2 separate regions of the Homo sapiens genome follow, and region 2 is linked to region 1. The links are chromatin contacts, found by Hi-C in ENCODE. All regions are on one chromosome and are shown on one strand. The core of a region is the stretch at or near the end of the contact, and the rest is flanking DNA. Distances in the headings are between cores, read along the strand shown. Region 1 holds the start of FAM241A (family with sequence similarity 241 member A). Region 2 holds the start of PLA2G12A (phospholipase A2 group XIIA).

Region 1 (4,819 bases), core at 1,630-4,129:
CCAGATCTCCAGGAAAAATCAGACTCTATGAACAAAAGAATAACAGCTTAAAGAAAAACTCACTCACTAAATTAAAGGTAAATGATATTAAGAAAAAAAAAAAAGGTTCTGCCTTCAGTCCTAGGTGGAGATCCAAGGATTCTGGCTACTCTTCGGTAAAAGTTCTTGGTTTCTGCCAAGAAAATAACACAAGAATTGGATTAAAATGAAGCTTCATGAGAATAGGGACCTAGACCTGGGCCAAACGCCTAGTAGTGTTCAATAAGAGAATAGGGACCTAGACCTGGGCCTAAAGCCTAGTAGCGTTCAATAAATACCTACTAAAAAACTGAATTAATACACTTCTCAAAGACTCAAGAAGCCGGAATCTACAAAAGACCAGACAGTATACTCTAAAGGAATTTTGTAAGACTTGTCCCCTAAGCTGAACAAAGCTAACCTCTGTATTGTACCTGCCCAGCTATATAAATACTCTGTGCCTTCTGAGTCCTCTTATATATAAGGAATTTCTGCTCACTGTAGCCTGATTGAAGAGTGCATAGTTGTTTGGCTTATCAAGTTGCCAATCAAACGCTATGAGGGAGAACTTCAAAATGTGCCTTAGTTCATGGGGTTGGCAGTAAAGAGCTGATGTTCTCTGGGTTGCTGTATATAATTCCAAAGTTTTATCCAAAAAAGTTGATTTTTATTTTTTTATTTTTTTGAGACGGAGTCTTGCTCTGTCACCAGGCTGGAGTGTAGTGGCGTGATCTTGGCTCACTGCAACCTCTGCCTCCCGGGTTCAACTGATTCTCCTGCCTCAGCCTCCCTAGTAGCTGGGACTACAGGCATGTGCCACCACACCCAGCTAGTTTTTGTATTTGTAGTAGAGATGGGGTTTCACCATGTTGGCCAGGATGGTCTCCATCTCTTGACCTTGTGATTCGCCTGCCTCGGCCTCCCAAAGTGCTGGGATTACAGGCGTGAGCCACCACGCCCAGCCAAAAAAAAAAAAAGTTGGTTTTTATAAGAAACACTACTAATAGCCAAACCAAAATTCCAAGAATGAAAATGTTGCCTTCAGGGGAAAAAAAATGAGGCCCATCAGAAAGGCTACTGGGTTCCCATGGTGATATTTGTTTCTGATTGTATGTATATAATATTAAATACTCTTTTCTGGAGTTTTAAAGACTTTTAAGAAAGGGAATGAACCAGATTCATTTTCTTTCTAATTTTTGATATCCAACGGCATATTTTCTGGCCCCTAGAGAGATTGTTTGTGGAGGAGAGACAATCAGAGAGGGCATGTGTGAGAAACCATGTGTGAGAGATGGTGTGTGCGCGAGGTTGTATATGTGTGAGAGAGACTGTATGTATGTGAAATCATGTGTGTATGAGAGAGATTGTGTGTATGAGAGATTGTGGGTGTGTGAGAAAGACTGAGAATCTCCTGACTACAAAAAACAGGAAACTTCTTTAAAATAAGCCTATGAGATTCTGCCTATTTTAATTCCTTCTCTGGGCCTGAAAACATTTTAATAGAAGATCCCAAATAACTCTTACTCTTCTCCATGTGTACACATGTTTACTTTCCATATTTACTTTTCTGTATTTTACCTGTACAATAACCCATCGTTTTCCCAATGTACAGATAAGGCATACACAGAAAAAAAAGTGATATTTTATTTAAACACCCTTCCATTTTCCTTGAATAAAATGGATGGAGTAGTACAAAAAATAATTATCAATTGGATATATTCCCCTCACCACCCACTGAGAAAGACATATTCTTACCCAGTTACAGAAAGATACATCATTTGATACACCATCAAACGACCCAAGGCTCCAACAAACAACACACACTAGGAAGCACTCAACAGAAAGGGACAAATACACAGACCTTCAGTGAGACACTAGGAAAGGAGGCTAAAGGAACAAGAGGGACAGTGAAATGTGTCTTCCTTGAAAAGGACGGGCAGATACTCAGGCAAGAACAGGGGTACTCTGCTGGAGAGTGTAACTGGGTGCATGTGTGTGTTTCTCTCTCACATACAAACCCACACACACTAATCTCTTATACAAATGCGCTCTCTCTTAAATATATGCACTGGCTCTCTCACACAAGTAATTTCTCTTTCACACTTGATCTCTCTCAGTTTCTGTTGTTCCCTCATACAATCTCTCTCTCACAGTCTCTTGCATACACATACAATCTCAATCTCTCTCTCTCTCTCTCTCTCTCTCTCTTTCCCCCCCCCCTCCTCTCTCTCTCTCTCTCTCTCTCTGAAACGGGGTCTGGTTCTGTCGCCCACGCTGGAGTGCAGTGGTGTGATCTCTGCTCACTGCAGCCTCGACTTCCCGCGCTGAGACGATCCTCCCACCTCAGCCTCCTGAGTAGCTGGGACCACACTGCCGCCACCACGCCCGCCTAATTCTATTTTTAGTAGAGATGGGGTTGCCCAGGCTGGTCTCCAACTCCTGGGCTCAAGCTATCTGCCCGCCTCGGCCTCCCAAAGTGCATACAATCTCTTATACGCAGTTTCTTTTATATAGAATCTCTCTCACACACACACACAAATCACGCTCAGCGTCTCTCTCACACTCTCTAACGGTCTCTTACGCACACACAATATCCCTCATACATACACACAGCCTCTCTCATGTACAATCTCCCTCATGCAGTGTATGTCCATAGTTTTTCACACAACACCCTTCTTCTCTCAGTCTGTCGGCCTCTCTCTCAATCTCACACACACACCCCCGCCCCCCAACACACCGTTGGCCCCGCCCCCTGTCTTGGCCCCTCCCCTGTACGGCTCCGCCCCGACGGCCGGGGGTTGGGCGAGCCAGTGACAGGAGGGGCCGGGCTGGTACTTCAGGCGCCCAGGCCGGCGGGGCGCGCTCCGGCGGCTCCTGTCAGCGGCGGGTGCGGCGGATCCCAGGGCAGCCTTCGGGCGGCGGCGCTGCCTGGTGCGTCGCGGCGTGGTCCTCCGGCGGCTGTCCGGGGCGGTAGGAGTTGGCTGCGGGATGTGCTCAGCCGGGGAGCTGCTGCGGGGCGGCGACGGCGGGGAACGCGACGAGGACGGGGACGCGCTGGCGGAGCGGGAGGCGGCAGGGACCGGGTGGGATCCCGGGGCGAGCCCGCGGCGGCGCGGACAGCGGCCGAAGGAGAGCGAGCAGGTGAGCGCGGGGAGGGGCGGCGGCGAAGCGGCCGGGTCGGGGGCCGCGAGCCCCGCCCGGCGTTGGAGGGAAGGGGCCCGGCCCGCGGGCCGCGCCGCAGCTCTGCCCCGCGTGGGCACTGGCTCCCCGGCGCTCTGGGAAGTCGTCGCCGGGAGCGGTTAGACGGCGCTCCCAGGAGGAGCGGCGGGGTCGCGCGAGTGCAGACGCCAGCGCCGGCCCCGGGGTCGCGTGTCTGGCGGGGTCAGCGTGGTTCGTCCCCTGGCGTCCGGCAGAGGATTCTCAGGCTGGCGCCCAGGGCTCGGAGGAAATGCCCTCCATAGCGGTGATTTATTTAAAAGCCTCACTTGTAAACACTTCTTTTTCAACTTCGAGTCCGTGCCCTGCGCCAGGTTTAGGAGACGCCGGCTCCCCTCCCGCCCTCCATCTTGCGTTTCCGAGCCCACACCTAGCGTGTCTGGAAGGTGTGGGTGGATTCCGTCCACGGGCAGCGCTGAAAGCATGAGTAGGAGCGGGTGTTACAATGAATGTCTTGACAGGGACTCTCCCAGAGCACGTTCTTCATAAATACAGATGAGATCAAAGCTTCAGTTAAAAAGTGGAGAGGCAAGAATATTGCTTTCGGTTATAAGAGGCCAGCCATAGTAAGGGAAAAGAGAAGTTGCGTAATTTTTTAAACTCTCTGAGTTTATCTCATTTAAATAAAGTGTGATAATGGGCATTATAACATCAAATATCTTAAAGATTAGGCAAAAGGTTTAATTTTAAAAATTGAATTGTATGTTGGATGAATTTTCTACAGCAAATACAGTATTTAGACTTTCCAAATACCTGAGGTAAGCCGCTCTTTAGACTCACATTAAGGAGCAGGAATTCAAATGATTATTGGCCTTTATTACAGCCTGTACTGTTAGGACAATTAATACCTGTCTCTCCTCATCTTTCTTCATCTGTCCTTTCTGTCACGTTTCACAAATTCCAGTATCATCACTAAATGCATTAATAGATGTATACCTTACATTGTTTCAATAGGTTACTTAGGAAACAGAGTAATACTGTGTGGCACACAAAATATGCCTTAGCGTTAGGTTTGATCACCACGTGGAGTGTAATTTTTCATCTGTGACAATATAAGAGAAAGTGACTCAAGCAAATAATTTGGTAGCTTGTTCTTCGGATTCCCTTCCTAGTGGTTTTTCCCGTTAACTATTCATTTGCTCAAGGGCTTGATTTCCTCTAACTTAAATTGCTTAACTGGAAAAGTGAAGAAGACAGCACAAGAATTCCTTTGGGGGTGGGGAGGGGTTGCATTTGAGCAGGGGTTTCCAAAGTAAATTTTCAAATAGTTGTAAGGGAGCATATAAAAATACTTCATTTAAGCTTCTGTGTACTTCATTAGTATGATTATGTAGACATCACTAATAGTTGTGGTCTTTCCAAAATTGCTTATGGTACAAAGTAAAAGGATAAAACAAAAAATGAAAAGTACATCTTAGAAAACATATCACTTTGCATACCTGCCTCCTTCATTGAATGTCATGAAAGTTCATTCTCCTGTACTCCTTTGAAGTGTTATTTTTATCATTCTGTTTTTGCCTCAAGATTTATTAATGTATTCTAAGCCCCCATACACAATAATTGAAAATCACACCGGAGATAGGCA
Region 2 (4,819 bases), core at 740-3,239, 2.4 Mb before region 1:
TAACCACATTCCCTCCCCTTACCACGTGCAGATTTCTTCTCAAATATTCTTTCATCAGTGAGGCCTTTGCTGAACAACCCATTTAGAAGAGTAAATTGCCTCCAACATGGCCCCTCGTCTGCCCTGATCAGACTCCACACTTCCCCTAATTTTACTTATTTACTAGTTTACTGCCCATCTCTCCCTCACCAGAACTCAAGCTCCACGGACAGAGATTTTTGTCTGTTTTATTAACTGCTGAATCTCAAATTAGAACAACATCTGAAGCACAGTTGGGACTCAAATATTTGTATAATGAATAGGAATGACTAAGTAAAACTGTAACATTTGCTTTAGGAAAGGCAACTATTTGATCCTTAAATTATGCACTTAATCCTCCGAACAAGTTCTACAAGAATAAAAACATCTTCATGAAGCATACGTTTAGGTGGTAACGTTTAGGCACAAATTTAAGAAGCAATGCAACATGTCTCAGCACCTGTTCAGCGCTTTAAAGTATACAAGATACAGTTCATCCTTTACTTCTATTAACATAAAACTAGAAATTATCTTGAAAATTGCAGGCAGCATGTGGCATCATAGGTTTACATGATACCAGTTCCTTTTAAGTTCACCTATACAATCAGGTTCCAACAATGAAGTCACTGGATCCCCGATTATTTTCCGCTGCCAGCATAATGAGACTCTAACCTTGGCTAATCTTATTGGAAACATGATCTCCCAACTGCTCTCTTAACATTTTCAATTTCCAAACAAAAGTCCAATATTTTTCTGACCTATTAAAATATTTAAGCACTCAAAAATGTGCTACAAAAGAACTATCTCTGCCTGAAATACTGAGTTGATTAGTACTCATACCGCCACCAAACAAATTCTCAGGTTCAAAGAGAAAGTTCAAAAAATATTAAAAGAGTAAATGAAGATAACTGTATTAACGTTAACCAACAATGAGGAGGAGGCGGGTCACTGATATCTAAGGAAAGAAGAGTTATCGGAACCCTTTCTCAACACTCGAGTACACCAAAAGTCTGTACAAAGGTCGCAAGTTATTGTCTATGGGTTTGCAGAAAAAAAACCATTTAATATCAATTATAGAGAAAGTTAATACGGCATGGTTTTTAAATTCTCAGTTTGCTTCGCATGTTCATCCAATTTACAGAAGCAAAAATGAGCTAAAACCAGTCTGTTCCACTCTATTCCCATGATTCCTACGTCAGTAAGTTCTTCGGCAACTTGGTGCAATTGAGGGGGGGAAAAGGTAATTCAGAAGCAATGCAAATGGGACGGGGGGTACACCTCTCCGTTAGAATGTGACCTCTCACATTCTAACAATAGTGGTGCGAACTTGTACCCAGCTTGCTCAATCACTAGAACGGCAAGATTCTAGCAGTGGTTAAGTTTTTCCACAGCCGAAGGACACCGTCAAGGTCTGCCTTGCATCTGTCACTCACACCTCCAGGATCTCCGTCACCCCAATCCCCCGAAAGCACGAGCCCTCGCTGGGCCCGGGTGCCCCCTCACCGTCACTGCATTTATACTGGCAGAGACCGTCCTCGCCTCCCAGGAGGTCCAAGGCGGCGTTCAGGTACGTGTCTATCTTATGAACGCCGTTCCGGATGGTCTTCAGGGTGGCTCTCCAGTCGGTGGTCTGGGCCTGCTCCTGGCACCTGACAACAGCGGCCATGAGGAGGAGCAGGAGGGTGAGCGCGGGGCGCGAGAGCAGGGCCATGCGCGCAGCGCCGGGCTCTACGGGTCCCCGAGCCGCGGCGCGGGGCGCGTCCCCACAGAGTCCCCAGGACGCGCTAGGCAGCGGCGCGGGCCCCGGACTTGGCAGCAGCCAGCTCCATATCCACGCCTCCTTCCCGGCTGGCCCTCAGGATCTCGCTGTCTTTACGTGAACCGCCTCGGGCAGGCAGCGCCGTCGCGGGGACGCGCCCGCTCACCTGGACCAGCGCGCCCGCTCACCTGGGCCAGCAACCGTCCCCTGTGCGCCTGCGCCGGAGCACGGCGCGTCAGCGGCGCACGGGAGGGGCGGGACGCGCAGGGGTGGGGCGGGGCGGGGGCGGGGTTGGGGGGGGCGGGGAACCGGGGGAGGGGCGCGCGGGGCGGGAAACGGGGGCGGGGCCTCCATGCCCACGTGGTCTCCGCGGCACCCTCCCAAGACCCTTGGTCCTGGTTCACAAGAGAACCTTAAAAAGTACCCAGGCCTGAGCCCCTTTTCTAGGGAGCCTGATTACGTTGTCCCAGGTGGCAGTGGGCGTCGGTATTTTTTAAGAAAGCTCTCCGGGCTGTTAACCGTGAAGCAAGAGTTGCAGAGCTAACCCCGGTGGCCTAACCTGACCAGTCGGGGCTCAGCACAGTAGCCCCGAGAGACAAGCTTTTCTGGGTGTGGACAACATCGGAGAAAATAACCCCTGTGCCCCCTCGCAGAGAGCGCTGCGAGAGGTCCAGCTGAGTTTCCGGCTTGAAGACGTGGTTCCATTGGCAATGTGGGCAGAGTCCGGCTGTCAGCTCGCAGAGCAGGGCTTTTCCTCCTTGCGTCCTCTCCCGGTCCTCCAGATCTGCTGTGGCCGCGGTTGGGGGAGCGGGATCTGGAAGATGCCAACCCATGCCTTGGCGGTGCCTGACTCTAATCAGGACGAGCTAAATGCTAGTTTAGACTTTCCGGAAAAAGAAAATGGGCCAACATAAAAATCATAAAATTCTCCCCTGGTAAGGAAGAAACAGTAGTGTAAACTTAAATACAGTAAAAAGTAAAATAAATCTTAAGGAAGTCATTGTTTTTCTACTCAAGGGATTTTGTAACTTGATAGTTACAGTGACGTTTGTTTCTCTGTACCTACCACCCTGCCCCCAGCATTGTGCGGGATCCATAAATAACTATTGCAGTAGTACTTTGTATCAGTTGTAAATATCTGGTTATCTTAGTATCACAGCAGTTTCCAAGAATTTTACAGTAAGATCCAGAGCAATGTTGAAAGTATTGGGCAGACCAAGCGCGGTGGTTTACGCCTGTAATCCCAGCACCTTGGGAGGCCTGGAACTCCTGAGGTCAGAAGTTCGAGACCAGCCTGGCTGACATGGTGAAACCCCATCTCTACCAAAAATACAGAAAATTAGCTGGGCGTGGTGGCGGGCACCTGTAATCCCAGCTACTCGGGAGGCGGAGGCAGGAGAATCACTTGAACCCAGGAGGTGGATGGATGTTGCAGTGAGCTGAGATTGCACCACTGCACTCCAGCTTGGGGCACAGAGCGAGACTCTAAAAAAAAAAGAAAGTGAGTAAGTATTGGGCATAGGTGTGTCCTTTCTATAAGAATTACCAATAAGTTCTAGGTTTGGCCTTTTGTGTTTGTTACAAACTAAATGAGCTTATAATAAACGTTCAGTGCACAGTTCATAAAAATTACATCCCTCTTTATTGAGTGCTTACTATGTGCCAGGCACTTCATGAATATGATCGCTCACATTCAGAACACTACTTTACAAGGATGCAGACTTTGGGCAAGTTAGAAACATAGAAAGGCATTCCTCCCTACAAACAGGGTAGCCCAACAAACGGTGTAGCTCCTGGCTGGAGACTGCCTGCACTTCACTCAGCCCCTCAACCAGGAGTCTTGGGCAGTGATTAATTCCTACCACAATGGAGAAGGGGGAAGAATGTTCCCTGGAAGGTATTATTATCTTCCTCTTTTACAATAAAAGAGTCGAGGTGAGAAGTCATGTGACAGTATCTACTCCAAACCAAGGCCTCTGTCTTCACAAAATACCACAGATATTTTTATTTTTTAATTTTTAGACAACACATTTCAATACATTTTAAAAAGGGAACTTAGAATCATTGTCTTAGCTTTCTGGAACATTGGTTTCTCAGCTCCAAAGTATGAAAGTTGGACTAGATTACCTCTGAGATACCACCACCTGAATCCTTAAACCAGGCTTGGTTCTTACAACTCCCTAGTCCAGGGACAAGACTTTCAAAAGAAAGGATAGAATGTAATAAAATAACCTAGTTCCAGCCCTCAGTTATGACCCAAAGCCTCTCCTTTCCCCCACTTTCTCTATTTATTTACTTCTTTGTGATCTCATCTAATTTCTTACACCTTAACTACAGCCTATACTCTGAGGAATCAGACGTAGTTTTCTTTGTCTGATCTCTCCTTAGGGATTAAATTCTCAAATGCCAGTTCTTCTGGCTTGATGCAGCTGTTCTCTTTCTCTCAAGCAAATCTTTCCACTGTCTTCCCCATGAGAATCACCACCATTTTTGTAGAAAACAAGACTCTAAGTTTTATTTTCACATTCTTTTCACATTTAATCATTATATATTTGTTGTTCTGCTGCAGTAATTACAAGGTTTACGTTTTCCTCTTAATTGATGCTGTTAAATACCAGGGATCTGCACTGACCACAGACTATCTGTATAATTTGTAGGGCTCAGTGCAAAATAAAAATACAGAGCCCCTTGCTCAAAAATTAAGAATTTCAAGGTGATGGCCGGGTGCGGTGGCTCACGCCTGTAATCCCAGCACTTTGGGAGGCTGAGATGGGCAGATCACGAGGTCAGGAGATCGAGACCATCCTGGCTAACACGGTGAAACCCTGTCTCTACTAAAAATACAAAAAGTTAGCTGGGCATGGTGGCGGGCACCTGTAGTCCCAGCTACTCGGGAGGCTGAGGCAGGTGAATGGCGTGAACCCGGGAGGCAGAGCTTGCAATGAGCCAAGATCGTGCCACTGCACTCCAGCCGAGGCCACAGAGCAAGACTCTGTCTCAAAAAAAAAAAAAAAAGAATTTCAAGGTGATAACAGCAGAGCA

Evidence for each region. A loop is a pair of places that touch in the nucleus more often than their neighbours do. Pooled maps may share reads with other maps.
Region 2: a loop to region 1 is called in a pooled map, with 10 times the contacts of the local background. The contact joins the promoter of PLA2G12A here to the promoter of FAM241A in region 1. A Hi-C loop is called at or near these places in 5 of 50 pooled maps.

What each region holds. Positions count from the first base shown.
Region 1 is chr4:112,142,575-112,147,393 of GRCh38, forward strand. FAM241A (family with sequence similarity 241 member A) reads left to right here and starts at 2,880. Exons shown (of 2, transcript NM_152400.3): 1 at 2,880-3,159. The coding sequence starts at 3,007. RefSeq lists a silencer at 2,661-3,310 and an enhancer at 3,651-3,790.
Region 2 is chr4:109,728,081-109,732,899 of GRCh38, forward strand. It overlaps PLA2G12A (phospholipase A2 group XIIA), which reads right to left and starts at 1,990. Exons shown (of 4, transcript NM_030821.5): 1 at 1,522-1,990. The coding sequence starts at 1,729. It also overlaps a transcript of CFI not described here. RefSeq lists enhancers at 1,379-1,448, 2,108-2,984 and a silencer at 1,779-2,118.